2 separate regions of the Homo sapiens genome follow, and region 2 is linked to region 1. Evidence: chromatin loops called from intact Hi-C (ENCODE). Cell type or tissue: sigmoid colon. All regions are shown on one strand. Each heading gives the region's core, and the rest is flanking DNA. Links, peaks and the distances in the headings are about the cores only.

The links. Peaks named below come from ENCODE experiments on the same cell type or tissue, not always from the same donor. Only the 100,000 strongest peaks of a DNase experiment are listed, where the experiment ranks them.
Region 2: it touches region 1 in a loop (1.9-fold over the local background); 3 of 110 quality-filtered maps call a loop at or near these places.

Annotation. Positions count from the first base shown.
Region 1 is chr12:47,101,743-47,104,564 of GRCh38, forward strand. It overlaps PCED1B (PC-esterase domain containing 1B), which reads left to right. Exons shown (of 4, transcript NM_138371.3): 2 at 2,371-2,453. Among named protein-coding and RNA genes, the nearest start is that of AMIGO2, 23 kb to the left of the region's middle. In sigmoid colon, for the core only: no CTCF peak of the experiment used is centred there; a DNase peak (open chromatin) is centred at 1,649.
Region 2 is chr12:47,275,651-47,278,472 of GRCh38, forward strand. No RefSeq gene overlaps it. Among named protein-coding and RNA genes, the nearest start is that of PCED1B-AS1, 61 kb to the left of the region's middle. In sigmoid colon, for the core only: no CTCF peak of the experiment used is centred there; a DNase peak (open chromatin) is centred at 1,421; H3K27ac peaks cover 2,020 bases.

The sequences.
Region 1 (2,822 bases), core at 204-2,703:
TCGAGGCCAGCCTGATTAACAGGGAGAAACCCCTTCTCAACTAAAAATACAAAATTAGCTGGGCGTGGTGGTGCATGCCTGTAATCCCAGCTACCGGGGAAGCTGAGGCAGGAGTGTCATTTGAACCCAGGAGGCGGAGGTTGCAGTGAGCCGAGATGGCACCATTGCACTCCAGCCTGGGCAACAAGAGCAAAACTCCATCTCAAAAAAAAAAAGGAGGGGGAAGATTTGAATTTATTATGCATTATTTCTAAGAGAGAACTCAGAGAAATCATTTGTCCTAAACAATAGCTTCTATCTATTGACTCCCAAGTAGTTCCCAAGAAACTAAATTGCTTTTACCAAATTATCCTTTTAATACATCCATGTTATAGACTCATCAACTACCTGTTCATTAAAACACATGGCCTACCAAAATTATATCTTAACATCATTAGCTTTTAAATACTAGAAGTCATTTCAACCCTTAGAAAAGTCTGGTGAGCATGATTACATGTGGAAACTTTCAGATACAATGTATCCAAAAAAGTAAGTGTATTAAAAATGTAAATATATTTCAGATATCCAAAAATGTAGACATATTGTCAGGCTTTGCTACTTTTTTGCAGTTTCACATCATGTCTTTACTTGTAATAATATCAATAATTGCTGCAAAGATAATAAACTACATTCCCATTCGCCTATCCCTCTACCCCAGTACTGTGTTATACAGTTTTCCCTGCAACATGATGTCAGTCTGCAAAGGGTCTTTGTGACATCAGGAAGAGAGTCTAGATTTCCTTCCAGGGCAACACATTTTGCTATTAGGTTGAGCCATAAAACTGCCATTTTTGGTCAGGAATGATTTACCACTGGTAGTTTCATATGGCACAAGCTAAAGAGCCTTCCTTGGGTTTGAGTTACAGTCCTGAGAGTCGCTTGTGTGTCCAATGGGCCAGTTACTTAATTGCTGAGTCTTGGTGTGTGAAATGGTAATAACACCCACTTTATAGGATTGATTATTAACTCAACATTGAGGCTTAGCAATGACGTATAGGAGCACCGTGCCTAGAAACAGTTATTGTTCAAGAAATAGGTAATAATACAATATAATTATCAGTATAAGTAACGTAGAAGAGTTTCCTCACTTTTCCTTTAGCCATTTTTGCATATATGGTGAAGGTAATGGTTGCTATGGTAGAGAGAAATGGAAAATATTTGTGAAGCAAGCACAATTTTTAAAACCCCAATAACGTTAAAGGCCTTCCATTCCTGTCTTGTATGCTCTCTTATGTCCAAGTAAGGGCACAGATAAAGTTTGACACATACTCGGTGGAGTATCTAAATAGAAAATGTACTGAAGCAAACCAAGAACAGAGTTTTAAAAAAAAAATCAAAGCACTAAGCAAACATTCTGAACTTTTGGCAGAGGAATTGGACTGTCTGAATCTCCATGACTCTTTGGAGTTATTAATAGTGATGCATTTTGCCATATTTTGAGCAGATGCATATTTATAGGTCACGCAATATCTGTGTGGGGAGACTTTCAAGGCTTTATGGCCTTTTAAAAATGTCTTATCTTGGAAGAGAACAGGGCAAGGAGGATGCCATTTTGTCATCTGTGCAGCACCAATCACCCTGTGCTCATTAAATGTTACGGGAAAGATGCGCACTGCAGCAGGGCCTGGAATGTGGCTCCCATCTGCACTGCCAGAAGCCATGATGAAGTCACGAGTTGCACAACAGTAGTAATTCGCAGCTATTTATGACCATTTTAATAGCAAAGGTCTAGATTAGAAGGCTGTGTTTACATGCCATGTAGCAGAATAGTTCACGAATCATTCCCACAGTAACGTTTGGTCAAACCAATCAACCAAGTAATGAAAAATGAACCGGTTGTTCTTGAGGTTGTGACTAATAGATCTCTAAGTTAGCCTCTACTTTCCTCATGCTCTTCCATACCTGAGACAGAATTGACTCCTGCCCCATGCCCACAGACTCTCCTCCTCTGTCTTCCCGGCAAGCCACAGCCCTGTTACCCTTTCTCCACCCAAGCTCAAAGCCGTAAGACATCAGGTAAGTTAAAGGAGCTTTGGAAACTCCTGTAGAGCACCTGTGCACATAATTAAGGAAACATAATTTTTAGCACGTTTATTTTCTCATTGTCATTGCTCCATTATGTGACTTTAATTAGTGACCCCGATGGCCCCTGTGCATCCAGATGAGTAAAATCCTTTCATTTGTCTGCTTAAACTGACTTGAGGTTTTAGTGATTATCACATCCATGCAGCCTGAAGGTCAGACTATTTCCTTTTGTTTCACTAGACAGTTAATCCCCTCATTAGGGGTGATGGAAAATGAATAATTAAACATGCCATTTTCACATTTCAGGTAATGAGAGGCCCTAAGATCCCAGAGGATGCCATAAGAGGAAAAGTCAGGGGAGTGTTGAAGACTCTGCCTCCTACAAATATGTGAGTTTTTCTCCCCTGGCTTCATGGTAGAAAAGGTTTGGCGAAGGCTCTTCCTCTAAATTGAAACAAAACAAAATGAAAACCTTAGTTATTGGGCTGTACTCTGACACTTAGTAGCTGTGTGACTTGGGGCAAAGCAGCTAACCTTTTGACACTAAAAGTTTTCTCAATTATATAACTGGAATGATAATGGTAACCATTGTATTGAAATGTTATGAGCATTAAAAACATGAATGAGTGACAATACTTACAACAGTGTCTACCACATGGTAAGAGCTCTGTAATGTGTTAATTATATTATCATTTTCATTATCACCCAGGCAAGTCACCTGAATGCTGTGGGTATCAGGCCACAGCCAAACAACCACT
Region 2 (2,822 bases), core at 99-2,598, 170 kb after region 1:
AGATCTTAAACTGGCAACATAATTACACTTACTCTTGTCTTTTAGGCTAAAAAATAATTGTCAGTACTTGTGGAATGTCAATATTTCTGTGTTGCTTAATTAGATCATAGAGAATGCTCAGTTTCCTGGAGCATGTTTTCTTTTTGTTTGGTTTGTTTTGAGAGAAGGAGATTAGCAGGGTACAGAAAGCCAATTCTCTGAGATTACTGGAAAATAAAGCATTTACATAAATAGTTCCAGAAAGATTTATATGGATCTATTTTCAAAAATTATAGTCTGTAGACTTGCAGGTAAAAAAGCTCCAAGCAGGGAAAATAGGCAGAATTAGTTTCTCAGGAAGAACATGTGTTTGGATGCCTCTTAAATTTATGATTTTAGGATAATCTAATACCACTATAATTATACTACTACTATATATTTTTCTACATGATACTCCGGTTTAGCTCAGCAAGAGTTACAGATGTTTGCTAATTCCTGAAGCATCTGAAACAGGTATTAAGTCATTCACCTACCGATATTTAATGAGCCCTGTCTAGGAGCAAGACATTATGGCAATACGCAGGAGACTTTTTTTTTTTTTTGGAGACAGAGTCTAATTGTGTCACTTAGGCTTAAGTGCAGTGATGCAGTCTCGGCTTACTGCAACCTCCACCTCCATCTCCTGAGTAGCTGGGACTATAGGTGTGCATGACAATGCCCAGCTAATTTTTGTATTTTTAGTAGACACAGGGTTTCGTCAGGCTGCCCAGGCTGGTCACAAACTCCTGGGCTCAAGTGACCCCACCAGCCTCGGCCTCCCAAAGTGCTGGAATTATAGGCGTGAGCCACCATACCCGGCCTGCAAGAGACTTTTAGATGAAATCCTAGTTAATCCTAGTTAAGATCTGGTTAATAGAGTTAAGCACTACCACACAATGTTTACTACATTGTTCAAATATACAACACACATTTGCAAATCTTAAATAAATGAAACCGGAAATAAACTTACTGTGGGTCACTGTGTACCTCAATTTCGTTGTGTGTAATGCTGTGATCCTTCTATCTTTATAGTACCTTTACACACAATGGTGACTCAATAAATGTTTGTTGATGGCAGGCTGAATGAGTGTAGATATGAAGAAAGTAATCCCCACCACCACCCTGCCCTGAAAAACTGATTGCATTATGGTGCTTCTAATTAACTTTTGGTAGATACTAAATGAAAGGGGACCGAACTCTGACCCAAAGTTCATGTTTACAGCTTTGAACAGATTGAGTTTCACTCTTGAAGTGTGTGAACACAAAACAGCAGAACCCAGTGAGACAGGAAGCAGACAATTTTAACCATAGCTACTGCCACTGGAGGGGTGGGGTAGTTTGGGCTTTATTGTGCAAGACAGGAAGTATCCAGAGAGAAGAAGGAAAGGTATGAACTTGTATTGAGTGTTAAGTCTGTGTCAGGCATCAGGCCAGCAGCTTATATAAACCATTGTTGGATCACTCTGCCATTCTGAACTGGAGCCATTTAAAGATAAAAAGGACGACTCTTAGAAGTGTTATAGTTAGATAACTTGCCCAAAAAGTCTCACAGCTCACATTTGGCAGGTTCTGGATTGAAACTCAGACCAGTCTGCTTTGAAGGCCACAGCTTTCCCACTCTGCTCAGCTGTTTCCATTCTGCCTTTTGTAGTAAGAGGACTGACCATTTGAATTAGGTTCTCTTGGTTTTAAGAATAAGACTTAGGTCACCTCAAGTAATGAAGAATGTGCTATGTCCATTCCTTTAGAAAAGAGGAGCCAGTGATCTCAGGCTCATGACAAAGTCTCAGGAAACCCAGGAAAAGCAGAACCACCAGCTTTCAGAAAGGGTAGGAATGTTGTCAGAGCCAGGTCTCAAGGCGACGAATGAGAAAGTTGTTTAGATGCCAAGACAATTCTGGGAGTGCGAGTGTGGGATCTTCTGGGTCTTCTGGAAGGCCACTCACCATTAACATGACCCACTGACCCTCTGCAAGTTTGTTTTTTGGGGCATCTCTGGTTCTCTTTCATCATTGACTGGCTTTCCCACCTTTTTCTCACAATCTTTCTCTTAACGCCTATCCGCCCCTTGATTGTGCTCCCTCTCTACTTTAAGTGACTTATGACCCCTCATGGTCTCCACTCTTCTTCAAGGCTTCTTTCTTTTGCAGTATCTCAACAACTCTCAGTATATACTGCTCCATTTTCTCAGTGTTTCTTAATTCTAGTTCCTGAGAATTAGACTGCTGAAGCCAGCTTTACCTTGTTTGGAAAGGCTTTTCATGCTGGAATATCTCATGGGCTTCTAACAAGCCTAGAGGTCTGGGCTGCCCTGAGTTAGGGGTCCAGCCAGGTTTAGTCACCCCAGGAAAGTTGTGGGTGCACCTAGTTCCTTTAGAAGTGGCTAGGGACTGGGAAGGCACAGTGACTGACATACTGGTAGTGATGGATGAGAATGAAAATTGATCTCCCATAAACATCAGGTCAGCAGCAGAAAGGGGAGGTCACAAAATGGTAGTGGCACAAGCTGGCACTGCATAGAGTGGGAGGAAGATGGCACTAGGAAGAAATGCAAATATTTTTAGTCAAGAATTGGGAGTGACTGGGGAAGGAGCTACAGACCATGAGTCATCCATGAGTCATTCCTTCATAAGAATATGAAGGTTTCTTCACCAGAGACCTCTAGGAATGCTTCCTGTCTCTCCTTTTGTTGTTTCATTAAAATGTGTGCAATCTTACTGAGAATTGGGATTTTTCTCTTATTTCCAGCCTTGATATAGAATTGAGAACGTGACATTAATTATTTTTGTCTCTCAACTAAACTT